Regions from separate parts of the Mus musculus genome. Here all the other regions are linked to region 3. A link is a loop called in an ENCODE intact Hi-C map of the cell type or tissue named here. Cell type or tissue: heart. All regions are shown on one strand.

What was found. Peaks named below come from ENCODE experiments on the same cell type or tissue, not always from the same donor. Only the 100,000 strongest peaks of a DNase experiment are listed, where the experiment ranks them.
Region 1: a loop joins it to region 3, with 2.0 times the contacts of the local background. A loop is called at or near these places in 2 of 42 quality-filtered maps.
Region 2: a loop joins it to region 3, with 2.2 times the contacts of the local background. A loop is called at or near these places in 3 of 42 quality-filtered maps.

The regions. Positions count from the first base shown.
Region 1 is chr3:86,052,511-86,060,510 of GRCm38, forward strand. All of the region lies in intron 2 of Sh3d19 (SH3 domain protein D19), which reads left to right. Among named protein-coding and RNA genes, the nearest start is that of Gm25188, 44 kb to the right of the region's middle. In heart, no CTCF peak of the experiment used is centred here; a DNase peak (open chromatin) is centred at 4,351.
Region 2 is chr3:86,035,707-86,043,706 of GRCm38, forward strand. Sh3d19 (SH3 domain protein D19) reads left to right here. Exons shown (of 22, transcript NM_001082414.3): 2 at 5,120-5,159. Among named protein-coding and RNA genes, the nearest start is that of Prss48, 37 kb to the left of the region's middle. In heart, no CTCF peak of the experiment used is centred here; DNase peaks (open chromatin) are centred at 3,105 and 4,735; H3K27ac peaks cover 324 bases.
Region 3 is chr3:85,967,590-85,975,589 of GRCm38, forward strand. It overlaps Sh3d19 (SH3 domain protein D19), which reads left to right and starts at 3,529. Exons shown (of 22, transcript NM_001082414.3): 1 at 3,529-3,835. In heart, a CTCF peak has its summit at 3,517; a DNase peak (open chromatin) is centred at 3,512; H3K4me3 peaks cover 1,832 bases; H3K27ac peaks cover 1,735 bases.

The DNA.
Region 1 (8,000 bases), 85 kb after region 3:
TTCATATACCTCCATGGTGTTATGGTGCCTAGGAAGGACTGCAGTGCAACTCAGAAAATATTTACAGCACAGAGTTCAGTGGACACAGAATTAAGAGCTGTTGATGTTAACATCCCAGCAAGCACCTCACGATTAAGACTTTCAAAGGCTCCTAGTTCTCGGCATTGGGACCCATCGTTGATCATGGTTCTCCCCGTTGGCACCTGTCATTGAGGGTTCTCCACACTGGCACCTGTCATCCATCATGGTTCTTGGCATCGATACCTGTTGTTGATTGGTCCTAGACATTGGTACCCATTACTGATGTTGAGGTTTCTCTTTGACCCATCACCACCACCATCTCATTATGGTTTTAAATAGAATGTCTGAGCAAAAGATTTACCTTGCTTTTTGCTTTTCTCTCCCTAACTATGTCTGTTAAATCATTGTGCTCTTCTGGGCTCCACTTAGCTACTGTAACTCTGTAGCATTTCCCTTCCCATATGTTTTGATTTCTGTACCTCTATAAACTATAGCTTGTGTGTAATTACTTCTTGGCATTATGCTTTGTGAGCTATAACGGAAACATTACTTTTGCTCTAAGATCTACAAAGTTCGAGACAAGGTGAAAAATTAAAGTGCATGTGGGGTTTTGTGAGAGAAAGAGCCCTTTTTGCAGAGGGAGACGAGATAATATGAATTGTGCTGTTTTACCGTGGTTTTAAGAAATGGGACTTTCGCATTTCCCTGCGGTGTGATGGGAATGAACGTTTATATTGTGTCTGTTGGGTAGCTGAACCGTTTTATCAGCTGACCTGCTGCTGCCATCAAACTTACCTGGGAGCTTTTCTGAAGTTGCAAATTAAGCAGCAGGCAGCTAGCTTTGAAACAGCTGGCTGGTATTTATGTTCTCTCAAGACAGGGTTGTATGGCCACAATTTTTCAGCAGTCCAGGGAACACATGGAACTCCTGACCCTTTAATTCTTTCCTCTCTTTCCCTTGGGTCATATTTTATATTCGTTCTTTACCTTTCTGTACTATAATTTAGAAGCAGTTATTTACAACACTGTGAAGCCAATATCGCAGAGAGTTTGGTTGAGTGAGCTTGGTGTACAGCCTTGTGGCTCAGTCTGTCCTTAGGTTATGGTTCATCCCAACTAATAAATATGCTTGTAAAATGGGGCTTTAAATTTTATTTAAATATACCCCTTACTGGCCTAGCACAGAACACCTTTTTCAAGTATGTTGGTTGGAACGATAAACTACAAAAGCAAACTAATTCCTAGAGAATCTCAGTCTAGACAGTTGGTTCAAAACAAAAACATTCAGTTGGCTGCAACCTCAGACCTCCATCTCCTTGACAATCAGCAGCTGCGGCTCAGTAAGGAGCCCATGCTTTCCCTGAAGCCAAAACCTGGGAAAGCAGAGGTCAGGACTGGGCTCACTGGACCCAGGACTGGAGCTCACTGGACCCAGCACTGGACTCTCCTGTAGCTTAGAGAATTGTGTACGTAACACACCAGAACTTTAACTTCAGCCCCAGTGACAGTTTGCCTCTCCTGCTCTCCATCTTGTGGTAGCCTTGCAGAGATCATCCCAGTGCACCTGCCTTGTGACTGCGTTGAAAGTAAGATGAGTGTCCAAGAAGGCTTGTCTTGTCTCCCTCCCTCCCTCCCTCCTTTGGAACAGGAGGGATGGAAATTAGGACCTTCCTTTGGTAATTAAGAAAACAGAAGAATAGAGAGAAAGTACCAGCTGGCTCATAACCTTCCGAGTAGCCTAAAGAACAAGCATTCCTTCAGCTGCACGCCTTTCCTCAGGATAAAACTGTCCTTGGCACTCGAGATCTGCAGGCAGCCAGAGGTACTGTGCTGCAGGTTCGAGGATAGGCAGGGAAACCAGCAGCCATTGCCCACTGCATCCTGAAGAGAAGATCCAGATGAGGAAGTTCTCAGAGACTGCACTGTACCCTCACCATTTCCATCGAGGGCTCCATCTTTAACACCTTGGCTCTTTAAAAAAAAAAAAAAAGTGGAATTACATGTGTTTATTCTAATTATGAGGTAGAATATGTTCATGATGGGGATTTTTTAAAAGACAAGTATATAAAAGGAAGCAAAATCATCTAATCATACCTACCCATAGTTAATCATTATTACATTTTAATGTAATTTTTATGATTCTATCTTTTCAAATAGATTATGACTTTAATATGGAAAGAGGTTCATAAGTATGCTATTTTAAAACTGTTGCTTTTATTTCATTAGTTCATGATTTTTTTTCCCACTTCAAATACATATTCTTAAGATTATGGTTAAAATTTTTTATAAAAATAAAAAATGCTGTAGAAAGCCTACAAAAAATCAAGAAAAAGGCTTATCAGTAACAGTTCAATAGTAGCTAATGTTAGTGTACTGTGAATGCTCGTTATATTATCTGTTAACATGGTTCTTCACAAAGCAGTAGCCTGTAAGCATTTCCCCACAGCATACTCCTTGGTAGTATTCCATCTTGCAGGTGTAGTTTACCCAAGGTTGACCCTCCTGTTAGCTGCTGTTCAGCTACTCCCACTCTCTCCCTCGTTGTCCTTTCTTCCTTCCATAGGGTCTCACCGCGCAGCCTCAAACTCAGTGCTCCAGCCTCAGCCCTCCTGAGCACGCCTAGCTTCTTTCTGTTAATAAACAGTGCTGTGAACAGGCCTGTAAATTCTTTTTAGATTTACTTATTTATTTTATGTGTATGAATACACTGTAGCTGTCTTCAGACACACTGGAAGAGGGCATCAGATCCTATTACCGTTTTTTGTGAGCCACCATGTGGTTGCTGGGAATTGAACTCAGGACCTCTGGAAGAGCAGTCAGTGCTCTTAACCGCTGAGCCATCTCTCCACCTCCCAACAGTCTTTTATTTGCACTTTGTCGTCCACCTCTGATAATCTCTTATAATAAATTCCTCATAGTGAAATTAACAGAGCAAAAAGTACAAATGAGCCGTTTAGGACTCCGTGTGTATTGATATAATGAGTTGACTTAAACTTTTCAGATAAGGCTAAGCAGTAATATTTAACAGGTTAGAAGAGGGGGGTGTTTGTGTGCACACGTTCACACACACACACGTATGCATTTATATTTGTGTGCAAGTGTGTGAGCATGTAGAGATCAGAAGATAGCTGGGAACTCCTGGGGACTCTCCTGTCTCTGCCTCCCACCTCCCCACAGGAGCCCGGGATTAAACTTGGATCTGCACACTTTTATTCCAAGTGTTTCCCCTTCAGCCCGCTTAGATGGTTTAAAAAGCATTTCATCTTATGACCATTCAATTTACAATAGATTTACTGGATATGACCTATTACAGTCAAAGAGCATCTGTGCTGCCCAGCGGGTTTCCCAAAAGTTTGCATTCTCACTGTATAAATAAATAAATAAATAAATAAATAAATAAATAAATAGCTGTTCCTTTGCCCTGCATTATTTATGGGTGTAGCAGAAGAAAATAACAAGAATATTGGTTTTTGTGAGGGTGTAGCTCAGTGGCTGAGTACTTACATATCATTTTGTAAGGCTATGGATTCAGTCTTTCTCATCTCTCATCTCCCAAACACACACATTCTATCTCAGTATAACTCACATTTATTAGAAGCACGCTCACACCCACCTCTGTTATCCGTTCCTGTAAATTTTAATTCAGACTCCTAATCAATACTTTCCGGCCTGTATCTGAAATAGGACCCATGTGTGTTCAAGTTAAGGAAACTTTTTAGGTTGTTCTGAAATGAGCTTTTAAAGCCCTGTTGCAACTGTGTAGCGCCCCCTTAATGGTAGAACCGTTCTCCAAGGGACTGTAGAATGGAGCCACTGTTCAGGCTGCCTGAATTCAAATCCTGGCCACATTGTTTAGGAGCTGGGTTTCCTGGGCAAGTTTGGTCTTTCTTTACTTCAGGTTCTGCTGCAAACAGGGCTAAGTGTAGTGTCTACCTCTTAAGTTTGTGGTACTTCCCTAGTTGCTATATTTGTCAGCAAAACAGGCCCAGTAATATATGTATCTGTATTAATAGCTATATTGGGAAGGGAAAGAGATGACTTATCAGTTCAGAGTGAATACTGCTCTTGCAGAAGACCAGAATTCAATTGCTGGTACCCACCTTGGATGATACACGGGCACCTATGACTCCAGAATCAATGCCTCTGGCCTCCGAGAGCACTGGAGTGCACATATGCACATGCACACACACACACACATGTACAGAATTAATAACATAATAGAGCTTTTACAAAAAGGGAGAAGAGACTGCAGAGACTCTCTCAGAGTATTGTAGGAGCTGACTAAGCAAGTGAAGAGCCAAAGGGCAGGCCTCGAGGGAAGCAAGTTGGCACTCTCCCATACAGACTGACGCAGCTACAAGGGTGCTGCCCCTGAGTAGAGTTCTCCGCCCCAGAAGCCTTACTCTCCCTTTGAGGCATTCCAGTTGAGTGAACCAGGCCCATCTGGACTTGTTTACAGCTAACCTCCCAGTATTAACAGCTTTTAACCTATCTATATAATGCCTTCAGAGGAACATGTAAATTTGTATTTGAACACTGAAGACTGTAGCCAGCCACACTGATACATAAAATTGGCCATCATCGTCTCTTTGGACCTTGGGAGAAGCCCACTAAGCCCACTTACATGAGTTTTGATGTCATTAATGCTTCTCAAGGACAGGACTCTGCGTCTCTCTAAGTCAGAAAATGTTGATATTGCTGTTTGTCCATTTTTGTCATAAATAGCCGCACAGTTAATATTGATTGTGGTCCTGAAGAGTCCTGCCGTTTTGAGACAGGTGCCTGATCACGATAAGATTCTACATAATAAAAAGAGCCTGGGGCAGTACACGGCTGCTGTGCTTTGCTTAATCTGGACCAGAAGTGCTGGGTTGTAAGGAACTGTGTGGTTTTTGACTTGATGATAAGATGTTTTCTTAGGCTACTTGAAAAAAAGTTCAAGATTTGGTTTTCTGCATTTATTCTGATTTTTGTATAATCAGGCCACTTCGTAGGAAACTGATTGCATTCCTTTGGAAATAAGCCCTCACCGCCACTCAATCCACACACAGAATGACTACACACACACACACATTCCTTTGGAAATAAGCCCTCACCACCACTCAATCCACACACAGAATGACTACACACACACACACACACACACACACACACACACACACACACACACTCCTTTGGAAATAAGCCCTCACCGCCACTCAATCCACACACAGAATGACTACACACACACACACACACACACACACACACCCTTGGAGAAAAGACACTAAACATTATCAGATACTTTCTGGACTCAGATCTTAGGAGTCACTCTGGGAATGACCCCGTGTGGGTTCTCCAGCCTGTTAGGGGTATTGTTTAGGTGGTTTTGAGCAATGTGGTGATAACTGTCACAAAGGCTGACCCCATGCAGTGATGGAGGGAGGCTGCTTGCAGCTAGTGCTTTGCTTGTTTCTCTGAGAACTCTTTCACCAGGCCCAGCAGAGAAGCACAGGCACGCACCTTGAGCCAGGCTCTCCCATGATCCCACACCTTCCGCATGTAGCTGGTGGACCTCTAACCTGCAGGATTTGCTAATCAAGTCTTTAATCAAGTTTAAGCTAGAAGACTCAGAGCTTTAAAATTAGCTTTATTCCAGGCTTGAAAGTCATTAGACTTGGGATTGCTGGCACGTGTGTGCAGATGCAGGCAGAGTCCAAGCTTAAAGATGAGACAGAAACAATGAGAGGAGTTCAAAAGTGGGAAGGCTCGTTTTCCTCCAATGCCGCACCTCATGTGTGTGTGTTTTTCTGTTTGTAAGAAGTCTAGAGATAAACTTTGCATGCTCATAATAAAACTCATCATTTCTTTAGAGCTTAAGGAGGTTTCAGGTTGTTTCAGCCTCACATGATGATATGATTCCATTAAAAGAAGCAACAGCAGCAATATTGCAACTTAGAAACAAAGGCGTTTCTGGCGTTTTTAATACAGGCTTTAAAACTCTCCCAGACTGTAGGTTTTACTCTGAAATGGATTTGGATGCCATGAATACATTAGGAAAACAGAGCAGAATGGAGTTTTAAAGTGTTTACAGGCAAACCAGACCCCTCCTGTCGCCCTCCCTCTCCTACAGGAAGATGCATCACTTGCCTGCCTGCCTCCCGTATGGGCAGTGGCAGCAGACGCTTGCCTCAGTGAACAGTAGACATCGTTGTTATTTTGTTTTCTTAAACCAGCAACAGTTTAAAATATTTTTCATGTAGGATTTCTTATAACAAAATGCAATCAATCTTTTCTTCAAGACAAGGTCTGTAGACTTGACTTGACTTGACCTTGAACTTGCCCTGTAGCCAAGGATAATGTTGGACTCTGATCTTCAACCCTCTACCTCCCACATACCAACCAAGCTCAGTCTATGCACTGCTGAGAACTAAGCCCAGGCCCTTGTGCAGGCCAGGCAAGTGCTCTGCTGACTAGTTACTGTATGTCCCGTCCCTTTATACCCTTCAAGGTAGTCTTTCTTCCACTTTCCGTCTTTTCTTCCATTGTCACCTCAGATTTAAGTCTTCTAGCCTATAGGATGTTCACTGAAAGACAACAGATTCTCTTGGCTGCTTGGCAATTAATCCATACTTTTATAAGATGGTCTCTGTGTGTAGGTGTGCACACACAGTTAGGCGTGGACTTCCTGTGAGGCGGTGAAACACAAAAAGCACTCGGGCTTTGAGCCGGAGTAAAGTCAAACCCTGGCTTCCTCCTCCGTCACTGGCTCTAAGACTCTGAACATTCAAACTACATAAACCTTCTTGTCTGTAAAGTGAGATCATAACTACTTTTTAAGTCTGGGTTGAATTAAAGGACATTTACACTGGCCTTTGTTTGTTAGAATTAGAAGTTAATAAATATGAAGGCTGAGCCTCTTGGCTCGTGTTGGATTGTGTCATTGTTTTGCATTAAGAAGACTTAAATTCCTGTCTCATAATACCAAAGAGAGAGAGAGAGAGAGAAGACTTAAACTGAATCTTACAGTTTTAAATGTCATAATTTTTAAACTTTGTAGTTAGACTAGAGGTCATCCACTCCGATAATATCAGACTACCTGATAGTATCAGAAATGGCATTACTTGGCATGATATGCTCACACAGTGAGTATGGCAGGACTGAGGTTGGGCCGTAGACTTCTGGACTCAGTTCAGCCACTTTACATATGTAACAACAGTAGATCACAGGGCCTGAGCCTCGCATTCTTCCAGAGTCCTTATGCAGCCTTAATGCCGCTGGATACTTCATAGTAGAGGTGGGTTATCTCTCGCCACTTCTCTTGGTCTTTGCACGAACAAAAGGCTTAATCCCAGCATTTAAGTCAAGCCTCTTCTGGGTGGGGGTCAAACCCAGACCCTGCATTCTACAACTGAGCTACATATTCAGCCCCACTTTTATTGGTCTTCAAGAAAATAACCTTGGGGCCTACAAGGTGGCTCAGCAGGTGAAGTTTGATCCCCAGGACCCAGGTAGTTGAAGGAGAGAACATGACTCCTGCAGGTTGCCCTCTGACCTCCATATGAGGGAGTAACTACCCCATCCCCAATAAATAGATAATTACAATTAAAATAATTAATGAAAACATAGCCTGTACAGGGGTTAAGGCAGGAGGATTGACTACACACACAGGTAAGGCACTGGAACACACACACACAAGAGAGGGAGTTTATATGACCTCATGTCAGAAGAAGGTCAGAAGGATTGTGATTTCAAAGGCAACGTCTCATACTGAATTGCATGCAGACATTCCCATATGCTGACCTTATGACTTCTCCCTAACTCTTTGTCTTTAGTCTCTGCGCCATTCCGTCCTAGCCAGTGTTCCATCTTTGTCAAAAGGTTTCTCTCGTCATAGATACTGGTTCCCCTCTATCTGTAAGATTTATTTAGTGTTATTTACACGTTTTGGGTTAAGTGTAGGGGATGGATACATGCATGTGTATGCAGGTGTGCTCAAG
Region 2 (8,000 bases), 68 kb after region 3:
AAATAACAGAATATCATTTGAGACCAGCTTAGGCAACATAGTAAGGCAGTTTTGGGGGGGGGTTGTTTTTTTGTTTTTTTAACGCTGGGAATGGCGGTAAACGTGGGAGGCAGAGGCAGGCACAACTTGGAGTTCATGACTAGTTGGCCTATACAGAGAATTTCAAACTAGCCAAAGCTATACGGTGAGACCCTGTATAAAATAAACACACACACACACCCACACACACACATTTTTAGGGCTAGTGAGATAGCTTAATGGATAAGCTTGATGACCTGAATTCAGTCTCCAGCTCCCAACACAGAAGAGAACAGACTTCTGTACATTGTCCTTTGACTTCCACACATGTGTCATGGCATGTATGTGCCCACACATGTGTGAACACACACATATCCACATACAGACAAATACTATCACACCATACATATGAATGCATATACACACACTACACACATATACCACATACACCACACACAAACATACATACCATATATATCATACACACATTGTACACATCATACATACATGCACACACATACACACCACATATACCATACACACACACACACACTACACTACAATTTAAAATTGAACATATATAAACACTCAAGCCAGAACTCGAGCACCTGATGGTAGTGTTTAGGAGTATGCTACAGAACCTTTTAAAGATTCTTCTTGTCATAGACATTTTGAAACTCTAGTGTGAGGTGTAGGGCAGATCTCCTTCACACTGTTTCCTACTGCTTCCCACTCTGCTGTGAGTTTATCCTGTGTTCATTCTGGAGGTTGAGTCTTCCCCTAATTTCAAAGAACAATATAAGAGCCATCACTTCTGACTGCAGTTACTAAAGCAAGCTCCTCTCTACTCAATGAGGTTTGATTTTTCTCTTAAGTTAAGTGATCAAAGCCGAATCATCAATGCCTGAATATCTTACAACAGACTCTGCAAGATCTACATTGGCTATCCCTCTTAAGTTTTAACCAAAGCAAAAGATGACACTTGCATTTGTATCATCTACATTTCAAAGTGCTTGTCATCTTAGATTCAGAGTCATGAGTAGGGCCTGTGTGGTCATTCCCCCAAATCCACCCTGGTCAGAGTGGACACAAGTGGTGTACTATCTGAATACATGAACATTGGATCATACGTGGTGGTGGTTTGGATGAGAATGGCCTCCATAGGCACGTATAGTTGAATAGGTCTCCAGTGGATGGAACTCTTTCAGAAGTATTAGATGTGGTGAAGGAGGTGTGGCACTGGGGTTGAGCTTTGGGGTTTCCAAAGCTCACACCATTTCCAGTTAACTCTCTCTGCCTCCTACCTGTGGATCAGGATGTAACCTTTCAGCTCCTGCTCCAGCACCGTGCCTGCCTGCCTGCCTGCTACCATGCTCCCTGCCATGATGGTCATGGATTCACCCTCTGAAACTGTAAGCCCCAAATAAAGCCTTTCAACTGTAAGTTGCTGTGATGGTTTGTATACGCTTGGCCCAGGGAGTGGCCTTATTGGAATAGGTGTGGTCTTGTTAGTGTAGGTGTGTCACTGTGGGCACTGGGCTTTAAGACCCTTGTCCTAGCTGCCTGGAAGCCAGTCTTCTCCTAGCTTCCTTCAGAACAAGATATAGAACTCTCAGCCCCTTCAGCCCCATGTCTGCCTGGATGCTACCATGTTCCTACCTTTATGATAATGAACTGAGCCTCTGAACCTGTAAGCCAGTTCCAGTTAAATGATCTTTATAAGACTTGCCTTGGTCATGGTGTCTGTTCACAGCAGTAAATCCCTAAGACTTACCTTGAGCATGTTCTTATCACAGCTGTTAGAATGGAACTAAAACGTATGTGCTCCATGTTGTCTTGAACCAGAAGTTGTCTTGAAAGGGAAACGTGTTTAACCTGGAGTTGTTAATCTGGGTCTTTTTATTTTTAGCAACTCTTCAATGTTATTCATATCATTGCTAAATATACATGAGTCCAGAAACCTGCTTTCTGCCCATACATTCTTTAATAATTATTTAAACCTTAGAAGTTTTTAAGGAAATGGAGAACATATTAGAAAGTATTTGATTTGCCAGGCATGGTTGCGCACATCTTTAATCCCAGCACTCGGGAGGCAGAGGCAGGCGGATTTCTGAGTTCGAGGCCAGCCTGATCTACAGAGTGAGTTCCACGGCAGCCAGGGCTACACAGAGAAACCCTGTCTTGAAAAAAAAGAAAGAAAGTATTTGATTTGAAGTAAGTAAAATTCATGCTCTTTAAGCACTGTGTGCTTAAAACCAAGATAAAATTTCCACGCTTGATGTCAGTCTGTTCATTGTCTGCTTAAGGTTTTATCCAACTAATTTTTCATTGTTGGCAAGAAAGTGGAGCCTGAATCTGCTCTCGTGATTTGTTTTGTTCACTCTTGGCTTTTGGACTGAAATAATCACAATATATTCCCTGACAGTTGCACAATATTCTTCCCCATTGTGAAAATTGCTTTGCTTAAAATTGAAGTGCATAAACCATAACGCGATTTGAAAAGTACAAACATAAGACTCAGATAAACACATGCACACGTGAGAGCGCGTGTGCGTGCGCACACACACACACTCCACATATTTATATGCATTCCAGCTAAAAAAATGACATGATCACCAAGTGTGAACTGTGTTTATCTGTGTCCTTTGGGGAAAAGATCAAAGTGAGGATGTGTGTTTCAATTTATTATTGTTGTTGAAAGTTGAGCATCTGGGGATATTGTAAACAATGGATAATTTATCTTATCCTCAAATCTTCACTGTGCCAGTTTGTAGGACTAAGACATTATAAACACTGCATATATATTGACATAGGAGTCTGATCTATAGCACAAAGTGAACTTGTGGGAAACGTCTAAAAGTCTTCCAACAGTTAATCAGGTCATTTTCTTGGATTGTATTTACCAGCTTGATACTCTGAAAGAGGAAAGCATTTGTGTTTTCTTAGAGCTGAAAGTTATGAAATGACTGGGATTTCCTGCCTGAACCCAGTGTGGAGGAGAGTTGCGAGTTGCGAGCTATCCAGTTTCCTGAGTGGCCATGATCCAGATGTGCAGACTGGTCATAGCACATCTGCCAATCAGAATGGGCCCTGGAGGGAAGCCCTTGGATGAGGAGACTTGTTTACTTGCTCTTGACTCTGTTTCTCCCTCCTCCTGTGTGCTGTGTGCCTTGGAAGATTAGTGGAGGATCCTGCTGGCACATGCCTAGATAAGGAAACTGTAGGAAATCAGGGCAGTGACAGCCAGGGCAGAGGTTTAGCTCCTGGCTAGCCAAGGTAAGAGCTGTTGCTTTGTTATGGGGATAACTAGCTTCTATCCCGTTTCTGCTTTGCTTTTGTTAACGCAACAAGCAAGCTAAAAGCTGGAAGAATGATTTGTTCCCTCTTAAGATTCACAGTATGCCAAGTGTTACTATGGAAAGTCTGCTGGCTTTGCTTAAGGGAGGAGTGGGATGAGTAAATTAAGATTGTTTTTTAAAGGTACAGTAACACCCAGTGTGTAGGAATTAGAACCAGAAACATTACCATTGTACACTTGGAGGGCAGAGCATCTAAACAAACATGTTTTACCATGAATCTACATTCTACTCGCTCAGAAAACAGTGTCTTACTGTATGCTAGCTCTTTGGCTTAAAAGGGCATTTCTTGGGTTGGTGAGATGGCTAAGTGGGTAAAAGTGCTACAGCAAGGAGAGTTCTTGTCATGCAAGACTGCTGACCTGACTGTCTGGTCCCTGGAAGCCACGGCAGGAGGGACCTAATGCCTGTGAAATGCTTGTGAAAGCTGCATGTCTATTCACTAAACAAGTGAATAAACAAATACAGCTCTTCTTTTTATTATAAACCCGGTGCAGACACAGAGCATCATGCACCTCAGTGTGCCTCACTCCTTCCCTCCCCTTTCCTCCTAGAGTACAGTGCTCTCTGGCCTGCTCTACCATCAGTGAGATTGGAGGGGATGTTATTAGCTAACCTTTGCTTTGTCCTTAAATCATTCTACGAAGTTAGCGTCGATTGGGATGGTGTTGTAGGAGAGTGAATGTGGCAGTGTTCTCATAGGTTCCTTTTAAAGTCTGGTGGGACTGTACTGTGTTTCTTTCTCTCTGTGTGACTTTTGTAAACACTGAGGCTTTCTTCGGTTTCCTTTTCTTGTATGGAAGGGTAAACAAAGGAACAGTTGTTACTTGGACTCAAATGAGCAAATTGGATGTTTTGTGTGTCTTGTGCATGAAATGGTTTTCAGGTGAATACATAGTATTTTGTAACATTCTAGACAATTACTTTTGAGCAAATTAAGCCCCTGAACTTTTATACACTGCTGGCTTTTTCACCCCGACACAGTTGACATCTTAGGGCGTTGCCCTGTGCACTTTTGGACAATTAACACCATCTCTGGTTTCTTTCTTTCTTCTTTTAAAATTTATTTATTTTATGTATATGACTACACTGTAGCTTTCTTCAGACACACCAGAAGAGGGCATCGGATTCCATTACAGATGGTTGTGAGCTGGGAATTGAACTCGGGACCTCTGGAAGAGCAGTCAGTGCTCTTAACTGCTGAGCCATCTCTCCAGCCCCGGTTCCTTCCTGCGCTGTTGTGATGACTGGAATGTTTATGTGTACCACATTTTAGCTAACTCTCCACAGAACGTTCTTGAATGTTCTGGATGGGAGGGAGTTAAGGCTGTACTGGTCTTGGTGTGTCTGCAGATGTTGGCAGCTGCTCCTTTTGCTCCCTCCCATTCTGTTAGAAGCTCCTGCCAACCATGATTCATGGAATAATTTTTTTAGAGCTGAGTAATCTCTGGCTTTTCAGTTTCCTTACTTTCTTTAGCTAAGTTTTAGCAAAGCCTTTAACACAGCAAAGATCTTCTAAAATGAATAACACTTTCTGAGTAGATTTTACCAACCCATCAAAAAAGTTTTACGTGTCCCCTTTCGACGCCCATGTCAGGCAGATCCTCTCAACTCCAGTGAAGAGCATTGCACAGAAGAAAACAGAGCTGCCCTGAAGTGTCATCTGTGAGACTCTGGTGTGGCAGCTGGAATCTACAGCTGCTTTAAAGCCTGTGCTGACGTGTGACTGTCTCCTTTCTTTACAGATCGCAACGAGCGACATAAGCCAGAGCATCGTTCTTCCAGGTATGAATTTATAGTATTTAATGGTTCTGCTTAAAGGGTCCTTCTTTGAAACACTATTTGGAAGCAATGAAACTGTCCCTTTTAGGGTTACTGTTATTTTGAACTCGGTTATGGCTGCCAGAGCCTCACAGAAGGGAAGTCATTTGTTCTCTGAACAAAACCCTCTGAAGACACTGAATACGTGGACAGTGTTTCACACTGAGGACTGCTGTCAGGAACAGATCCGGCTGCATAAAGCATTCTCAGTTTCTTTCTTTTATAACTTAATTTTTCTCATTTTCTTTCTTTTATAACTTAATTTTCTCTCCTCCTTCTAACCAGTATTTTAAAACAACACATTGCTGTTTTCCTGATGACAGAATTGACAGAGACTCTATAGAAACACAGAAGATATTTCTAGATTTCACTGTTGGGTATGTGGAACTGATGTGTGTATACCGTTTGAGAGTACATGCTGCAGCATGCGTGGGTCAGAGGGAGTTCTGTGGAGTTAGTTCTTTCACTCCACCTTTACACGAATTCAGGTTGTCAGGACTGTATGACAAATGCCTTTAGCTACTGAACCATTTTGCCTCACAAAAAAAAAATGTATTTTGTTTTGTTTTTTTTTGAGAAAGGATTTCTCTATGTAGCCCTGGCTGTCATAGAACCTCATATATATACATACTAGGCTGGCCTCAAACCCACAGAGATCTGCTTGCTTCTGCCTCCCTAGTGCTGGGGTTAGAGGTGTGCATCACTACACCTAACTTAATTTTTAGAACTACAAAGCATTAAAAAAACAAACAAAAACCAACTTTCACCAGCACCAAAGAATAGTTCTAAAAATAATTTCAATCTTGAAGAGGTAGAACCTTTGTCTCTTTCTCTTTTAAGTAAGACTTGCAGGCTATTCTAGGTATTATTATCAAATTTTAGAAAACTGTAATTTTTCTGCTATTATTTTCTCATTATTTTATATATCACTGCTTTTTAAAAATTTTTATTTTATGGAGACTGATAAAGTAGTGATAGTGCATTCATTAGGTTTACTGGTAAACTATACCCTAATGCTTTTTGAAAAGGTCAATTCCTAACTTGTATTGAACTCGGTGAATCAAACTATAAAATCTTTGAAAGCACAACATTATGAACTAACCAGTAACCCAGAGCTCTTGACTCTAGCTGCATATGTATCAAAAGATGGCCTAGTCGGCCATCACTGGAAAGAGAGGCCCATTGGACACGCAAACTGTATATGCCCCAGTACAGGGAAACGCCAGGGCCAAAAAAAAAAAAAAAAAAAAAAAATGGGAATGAGTGGGTAGAGAAGTGGGGGGGGGGGGTATGGGGGACTTTTGGGATAGCATTGGAAATGTAATTGAGGAAAATATGTAATAAAAATAAATAAATATAAAAAAATCTCTGAAAGCTCCCCTAATTACAGTAGACATCATCTTTCAATAGTTTTCAATCAAATCAGTGAGAGTCTATCTGAAGGGAAAACATAGCTGAGTGTCTATAATATTGGCCTTTCTTTAGGTATAATATACACATTATAATTCACTCTTTATGTATGGCTGGTCCTGTGTCTTGACAGACATAAAAATTATTACTATATCATTATGTATTTGTGTGTGTATTATGCGTGTGTGTGTGTGTGTGTGTGTGTGCATGTGCAGGTATGCATGTGTATGGCTGTGCATGTATATGAGTATATGTAGGTGTGCATATGGTTGGGTGTGCATGTGGTAGGTGTGCATGTGGTTGTCCATAAGTTCTGTGACTAAAGAACCCTAACTAATATAGTGCCCAACTGAGAAAATCTTGGAAAAATACATATACTGGGGGCTTGGGTAAGATGTCACATAAAAGTGCTTGCTGCACTAGTAAGGACCCAAGGTGGATCTCCAGCATTTGTCTTTAAAAAAACAAACAAAAACAAAAATCATACAAACAAAAAACAGGCATGGCTGTAGGGACTTGTAATCCCAGCTCTGTGAAGGGGAAGACAGGAGGACCCTAGGGATTGACAGCCAGCTTATGATTTGAGTCTTAAAAAAAATAAAAAAGGATAATGGATTTTAAATCTACGTGTGTGTGTGTATATATATTTTATTTGTATGACTATATTTGAAATAGGATTTCACTTTATAACCCTGGCTGGTTTGAAACTCACAGAGATCCTCCTGCCTCTGCCTCTTGAGTGCTGAGATTAAAAGCACATACCACCTTGCCTTGCTGGATATAAAACATATTGGAATTCTTCAAATCCACATAGAAAGGATGGTAGTGGGAAGGACACATCGCTGTGCAGTGGCTGACTGAGGTGAGGACCATCAGTGGCAGTTAACTCCTCTGCGGAGTTGTTGGGGAGTGGAGACTTGTGTGGCCTTAAAAGATCACCCCATAAAGGGTCCTTAGTTGCATAAGGGGAAGTCACTGCCTTCATCAAGCAGTCACCTTGTCTATCTATCACAGTTGACAAGAGCCGGGCATTGTGTGTCTCCAGATGACAGAGCAGCAGCACACATGGCACTTAGATGGTAGCTCTAACAGAGAGTGGGCTCTGGAGGATAGTGTCTTGAAAAGCACAAAGAGGGGCTGGAGAGATGGCTCAGCAGTTAAGAGCACTGACTGTTCTTCTAGAGGTCCAGAGTTCAATTCCCAGCGACCACGCGGTGGCTCACAACCATCTGTAATGGAATCCGATGCCCTCTTCTGGTGTGTCTGAAGATACACCAGAAGATACAGTGTACTCATACAAAAAAGTAAAATAAACAAATCTTAAAAAAAAAAAAAGCACAAATAGACTAGGAGAAAGTTTAACATTAACAAAGAGAGAGAGAGAGATGTGGTAGA
Region 3 (8,000 bases):
CTCTAACTCAGAAATCTGCCTGCCTCTGCCTCCCAAGTGCCACCACACCCCCGGTTTCTTTTGTACTTGGATAGTCAGTCATAAAACCAACTTCTCCATAGGATTAGCTCACTATCCTTGTCTGAGGCTGTATATTTATTGTGGGATTTCCTAACCTTTGCCTTGCTTTGTGGTCAACTGGATAGGTCTTTGTTACATTAACTTCTCCTGGGGAGACTCAAACAAACATCTAGTCTACCTAGACAAGGCACCAAAGGATCAACCAATGGCATGATCCTACCCTCCTATAGCCTAAAGAGCCAATCAGCTTATTGCACTTACATATAGGAGCACAGGCCAGGGGTGACTTACAGGTGTCCCCAAGGAACTGCATCACCAAAAAGTCTTACTCCAGCGTGCATGACAACTTCTGGCAGCTGTGTTGATGGAGTCCTTCTCCCCCCACCCCCTTTTTTCTTTTTCTTTTTCTTTTTTTTTTTTTTTTTTTTTTTGAGACAGGGTTTCTCTGTGTAGCCCTGGCTGTCCTGGAACTCACTTTGTAGACCAGGCTGGTCTCTAACTCTGCCTCTGCCTCCCGAGTGCTGGGATTAAAGGCATGTGCCACCACGCCCTGCTCCTTTTTCCCCTTTTGATCAATTTCCACCTCCTATAAATGACAGAACCTCTGAAGACCACGTGCGGCTGTGGCAGGATTACATACCACCGGGGCATAGGCATGAGTGGTTGAGAGTGTAACAACCCACTCAACCCCTTTCCATGACAGAAAACCAACAGGCCTGTAATGGCTACTCCTGGGTGTCAACTTGACTATATCTGGAATGGACTACAATCCAGAATTGGTGGGCTCACCTGTGATCCAGATCTTGAGGCTGGAAGACACAAGTTTCTGGCCTGGATCTTGGCATGGAGATCTTGAGGCATAGTGGCTATGAAAAGCTTAGGCCCAGGCAAGGTAGTACAGGACTTTTATCCCAGGAGACTGAGGCAAGGAGATCTCTGAGTTCAAAGTCATCCCAGGACAAAGCAGGTCCCAAATCCAGGTGTAGTGGTACACACCTTTCATCTGGGCCACACCTTCTGCTGAAGGCCTACATAAGGACAGTAGAAGGAAGATTCACTCTTCTTTGCCTACTTGCATTTATTTGCCAGCACATCTGTTGGAATCTACTAGCCTTGTGGGACTGAGCAACGACTAGATCCTTGGACTTCCCATTCACCACTGCCCATTGTTGTGTTAGTTCAACTACAGACTGTAAGTCATCATAATAAATTCCCTCAATATAGAGAGACATTCCATAAGTTCTGTGACTCTAGAGAACCCAGACTAATACAACGCCCAATCTGAGGGTTGCTTGTGGGTGATCCTGCTGCTCTGATCAAAATGCAGCAATAATCACAACCTTTGAGGAGGGCCTTCCACAACCATCTGCCTCTTTTATTGGAGGACAAAGAATGTATCATGTTCATTTAAAATAGCAAAAACACATATGACAAGCACTACAATAGTCGTCTCTGACAGTAACTGTCTGAGTCCTTGGTTCTTTGGTCTCCTCAAGGGAACCTGTGGGGTGTTTCTTGGCACATAGTATTTAGAAATCATGTTAGCCTAATGCGAGTGTAAGCGTGCAACCAGCCCCAAGGGATGTGGATCTCCCAACTCTGATTGCGTGGGCGATCCAGCACGTTTTTCAGGGAGTCCAAACTAAGGGTGTGGGTAACTGCAGGTTGGCCCCAATAGGCATGCTGCTGTCAGAGAGGGACCTCCAAATTATTCCTCATTCCTGAAGGCCAGCGATAGACACACTTCCACGTAAAGTGATCCCCAACACTTAGGACAACCCTTTGAGGTCAGAATTCTTTCTCCCCGTTTTAATTCTGAGCGATCCAAGAGTTCACTTATTTAACTGCTTATGCGGAAGTGGTGTTTTAACTTGTGGATCTGACCTCAATTTCTTAAAATTGAATTTTGTTCTTATCTGCCTAAAAACAGAAATAGTTTTTCTCAGGCAGCAACAGTTACCACTGAGGAGGTAAAGCAACAGTGGCAACGCCTCTGCCTCAGTGACCTCTCTCTTCCTTTCTTCTTCCAGCACTGCGAACACTGGGGGCTCTCACAAGCTCTCAGAACAAGAGCCAGAGGCTGCAGATAAAGGCCTGTTCATCCCACACAGCCCTTTCCTAAGGGAGCATTCTTGCCTGCTGTTTCAGTATCTTTTTGTGACATTCCAGAATCTGTCCCTCGGTGTGAAATTATGTATGTGCACCTACAGAACTTTAGCTGTGTGTGATAGGTATGTACAATGACTTTTGTTACATTGCTCTTTCCAGCTTTGGAGCAGTGTGCAGGGGGTAGGTCCCGCAGTTAAGTGCCTCAAATTACAGCCTCTGACTTCAGAGCCAGCTCTCCTACCACTTGGCCAAATCACCTCTCTACAAATCATTGGGTATGGAACTCCTTTAACACATTTCTCCCTGAACTTCTAGGGATGGTGGCCTTCTCCTAACCCTCAATTAACTGAATACTGGGAGGCTTTATTCATTTGTTTATGTATTTATTTTTTACAGTGCCAGAGATAAGCTTCACCCAAACTGGGGAACTGTTCTACCCCCCTCCCCCAACCTCAAGTCCTACCTAGTATTTAAAAGAAATTAGACTGTACTGTTTAGACCAGTATTGTGTTCTCGGTAAAGCTGAAATGAAAGTACAAATGCTCTCCCTGACCCCCTTATGCATAGCTTCCCTCCTCACCACCATCCTCCATATCGGGGCACATTTGTTACAACTAATAAACTTAATCCTGCTCCAGGCGCATCTTTATCGCCCACAAAGTTCATAGCGTACATGGGGCTCATCCTTGCTGTTGCACACTCTGTGCCTTTGAACTAATTTATGACATGTATCACAGAGTACTTTGACTACCAAAAAAGGAAAACAGTAATACCAAAAAACCTATTCCCTAATGAGGTACTTTTTAAGGGGTGATATAAGGGGGGGGGGCGGATATGGTAGCATACTACTGTAATTCCACCACTTAAGAGGCAGAATGATCAGGAGTTTCAGGCCAAATTAAGACGTGTGTGTGTGTGTGTGTGTGTGAGAGAGAGAGAGAGACAGAGACAGAGAGACAGAGGAGAGACAGAGACAGAGAGACAGAGATCTCTTAGAGTCTAGACTCAACTCTAGGTGGTGTGCCCCAAGTGAAGTTCAGCCTCTCCCAGTTTGTGCATCTCTCCAAGACTCGCCTAGGAACCGGTTCCTCCCCCTTTTGTTTAAGTGTCAAGCGAATGGGTTTCCTGTTGACTCTGGAATATTGTGAAAGGGCAGGAAGAGGCCAAGCCTCCTTGTCTCTCTCTCTCAACTCCCCAACCCCTTTATTTATTTTGTGCACGTCTGTTTGGGTTGTGGGGGTGTTTCCAGCTTGTGCGGCTGGAGGGCGGCCTCAGCAGCCCGAAACCCCTCCCCGAGGAGGCGAGGCCGGTCGGGAGCCCGCCCGATCCCAGGCTGGACCTCTGTGGGGCGGGGAAGGGAACCGGACGGGAAGCGAGCTGCCGAGGAGCTGCAGGCCGCCGGTGCGTGCCCAGAAGGCGGGGAGCTCGGCCCAGCCCGCGCCCCAGCTCCGCGCTGCAGGTGGAGCCCTCCTTCCCCGCCGAGCGCGCTGGCGAGGGCCATCCGCTGCCCGCAGCTCGCCCGCCGTCCCTGGGCTGCGCGGCGGCGCCTCGCCCATGGCTGAGGGCCGGCGGCGGGAGGACGAGGAGGAAGAGCTGCGAGAGCGCCGCGAGCTTGGGGGCCCGCGCCGCGCCCGGAGCCGCGCGCTCCCGGGCCACTCGGCTGCAGGTGAGACGCGGGGGACGCGGGGACCAGGGGCGCACGGGGGGTTGGGAGCATCTAGGACCGGGTTCTCCGCGCCCACTCATGCCCTGCCCAGCTCGGCAGCTGCTCTCGATGCTGCCTGGAGGGGACTGACACCTTTAACTCCTGATGGCGAGAGGGCGGGACAGTGGCCTTTCTATCCTTAGCCTCCTTTTCTCCTTTTTGAGAGAATTCAGATTGGTCTCTTTTACCTGTTAGTGGCCCTGGAGCCGAAACTCCAAAATTTCCGTGGAAACTAAATCCAAGGCGGCTGGTACTTGTGGCTGGGTGATTACTTATCTGTAGGTGAGTCAGAGGCCATGCCCTACGTCTATCTCTCTCTGGACCACGACCCATCCCTACGGTTTCGCCTGGGCCACCCCAACCTGGTCAGACCACGTGCCCATGCTGAATCAAGTCTTGTTTCAGCAGCCGGTGAACTTCGGACCTCTAGTCCCTTCCTTCCCTCCCCCACAGCGCTGATTTTCTGCTGGAGAGTTAATTTGTTGCAACTGCCCTCCCCGTTGTAAACCGGGAGTGCCCAATGTAGTATTGGAGAAGGGAATTCTTTTGGATGGAGGTCATTTGGGGGCCTATAGTTAGTTACCTTTAAGATCTTGTTTTGGGACACACCAACGAAGCACGAATCAAATAGCTTGGTGCATAAGTATAAAATTAAATGTAGATCCACCCTCCTTCCCTTTACCTGGGGTGGGTTTTCAATGTAACCGTAATGGAGAGGAAATTATTAGGCCAGCTGGTTAACCACAGTTATCTGAAACTGGATGGAAGAATTAACCTAGAAGATGCATAAAGAGGTGAAGGGATTGGGAAGAGTCATGGGAAATCCAGGCACCAGACTGGAGCCTTCTTAGAAAGGGAACATGGAGAGGCTCCTCTGTGTGACCACCAGGAGAAAGTTGGGTCTGTGGAATTGGAGGGCAGAAAATGGGATAAAAGCAAAAAAAAAAAAAAAAAAAAAAAGTCGGTAAGCGTATTCCGAGTAAGACATTCCGGAAGCTTAAAATTAACTTTATGCCTGCCTGCCTGCCTGCCACGGGGCCTTTTTTAGAGTAAGACACTTGACTGTTACCATGAACACCAAGTGATAATAATCGGTAGTTTTGTTCAATGTAAGCCTAACTGAAACAACACTTAACTGCTGCGTAAATAATTCAGTACCATGAAAAAGTTTGCAAAGTTGTGCCTTGGTTGCTTACAGATTTTAAAAGTGCATAAGTACCTTGGATTCTTGGTACCTTTTAGAAGAAAGTCTCCCTCTTACAGAGGACTGCACCATGGAGAGCAGTGTCGGAATTTAAACTAAATATGACCCAGATACAGGTTCAACGGTTCTTCAGTGTGTTTTTCCCCCCAAGGCCAGCACAAATGTTACTTTTGTAACTTTTTACTAGTTCCATAATGTCTGAAGACAAGGCCTAGTCTAGGCTCTGTGATAATAGTTTGCCGAGATTTGGTAGCGTCTGCACCCAGAAATAAGTGTTTTCAGCTCTCTTACCCTTAACATGGCTTCCTTCATGAAGGGGCGAGGGGTCAGCAAGTGCATGCTGCGTGTGAGAGGGTCAGACTTGTAATTTTAGATTTTATCGTCTTGGGGATAAATTATTTAATAGTCGACAAGTGGTGCTTCCCTCCCGCCTAATGTATTAGCGTGTTTTCCAACCCCTTGTTGCATTCCTTACCAAGCTTGGGCATTAACTGCAGTAGTTGTCTTCTTCCAAAAGAGAGTGGGAGCTCACCCAGAGGCCTGATGTCCCCCAGTCCCTCTGCTTTCTTCCTCATGGTAAATGGCTTTGCCTGTTCTTTGTGTTTCCTCCTCCCTCCCTCAAGTTAAAGGCTTTCTTTTTCTTTAATCTCGCATGGCCTGATACACACCATAACCCCGGGGCTTGTAGACTTGAAACAGCCAATGAACTTTCTCGCCCTGCTAAATTACATGTTTGCGTAAGTTTATCTATTTTTGTAATATACATACAATAAATTATAAAGCAAAGGCTCTTCTAACATTATGGCTGAGTAAGAAAAAGAATATATCAGGTCCTTGGAATGACATCATTCTCTATCCCTCCCAGACATTGTCCCTTCCCTCTGCATAGTTAACCATTAAAAACTTTTCCTGAGTGAGTGTGTGTGTGTGTGTGTGTGTGTGTGTGTGTATTTCTAGGGACTGAACTCAGGCCATTGTGTGTACTAGGCAAGTGCTTACCCACTTACTATTAAAAAGCTGTTTTTGAGATTGTTTTCTGTTTTTTTTTGGGGGGGGCGGGGGGGGGTTCAAGACAGGGTTTCTCTGTGTGGCCCTGGCTGTCCTGGAACTCACTTTGTAGACCAGGCTGGCCTTTCTGAACTCAGAGATCCACCTGCTTCGGCCTCCCGAGTACTGGGATTAAAGGCGTGTGCCACCATGCCCGGCCTATTTCCTGTTTTGTCTTTACAATTTACTATACACACACATTCCTATGCAATACTGTTGAAGTTTGTACCTTGATTTAGGTAGACTCATCCTGATTGCCGCCTTTCTCTCAAGGTCATGCTCTGTAGCCCGGTCTGCCTCACCCCCTAAGAGCTGGATTACAGGAGTATGGGCACCAGCGTTCTTTTTTTAAACATCATGCTTTTTGTTTTCTTTTGTTTTGTGCAGGGAATCCTTAGAAAACAAATGTGTTTTAGTAATCATTTCATCTTACACGTAAGAGAGGAGGCTAGTTGATTCAGTTCTTACCTTCATAATATGTATCTGTAAGTTTACTCAGGTTTTGCTTGTTTGTGGAGGCAGGGAACATGCATGCTAGAGGTTGACCCCAGGGCCCTACCCATGCCAAACATAAGTTCTTTCCAGGCCTGGTTTGTTGTTGTTTTAATTTATTTTTAAGGTTCAAAGATATCACCAAGGGCACCAAATGGACTTTTTCCTCATATTGATCAAATTGGTTTTTTTTAAATTCTATTTCAACCCCCTCCCTCACCCATTACTTCTTTGTGTTTCTGTTTTGCTCTTAGTGATAAAGAGAACCGCATAGAAAAAGTTATAGCCTACCAGGGATGGGGTGGGGAGGGGGAGCTTAAAAGAGAAAGAGAGCAAGCAAAAGGATGCAGAAGATGAGGAGGAAGAGAAAACCATTTGAAAATGGGGCTGTCACGCAATTGACATGCATTTGTGAGGAGCCAGGGGAGCAGAGAGGACAGCACTGCCAGGTCCTGCTGGGCACTGATGCCGGAGGTGTGAACCCGGCAGCTTGAGAGATTCATTGTTGATGGTGTGATACAAAATTCTGATTGCCTCACTTGACAGTTAAAATGTAAAAGCCAGACACATCTGAACTCTTGGAGCATCTTACTGACCCATTAAATGTCACTCTCAGGCAGGGCAGACAAGATGTGAGTATGTGAACCCAGCTTTCTTAAACGTTTCCTTTGTGTACCAGAATTGCTGTACAGGGGTTGTACAGACACAGATTGCCGGCTGCCCTCTCAAATCTCTGATCCCCATCGGTTTTGGGATAAGGTCTGAAAATACTCTTTTTTTTTTTTTTTAATCACAACTTGTTTATTTTGTATTCGTGCCAGAGGACAGCTTGCTGGAGTCTTCTCTTCTTCCGCCATGTGGGCCGTAGGGATGAAGCTCAGGCCACTGGTCACCTTTGTCCGCTGAGCCATCTCACAGGTTGAGATCTGAGAATATTCTTAACATGCTCCCAGATATTTTGATGCTTTTGGGTCTTTTTGAACAGATCAGTTGAAAAACACTGAGATGCGCACGGAGAGATCCACTGGAGTTTATACTTCATTCTGGGTTTCTTGGCTGCTTAAGAGATTCTGTGATTGATTTACGTGGGCCAGCCCAGACAGTCAACTGTTCTTGACTTCTTTGTCTTTGGCCAAGAATTCTTCATCCATCCATACTGCTAAGTCTAGTGTGTTGGCATCACCGTGTTACCCCGGTTGGTGCCGGTGAAGTGTATCATCTGGAGGCCAGGGGAAGGAAAAGCCGGAGTGACCAATTCTTTCCTGGTTTCCTGAGACTGACTTTGCCTTTTGAAATGGAAAGTTCCCTATTCCAGGAAACCCAGAAGTGTCAGCGCATCAGGGTATAGAGCCATCCTCTGTAAAGCTAAGGTGTTCAACTTCT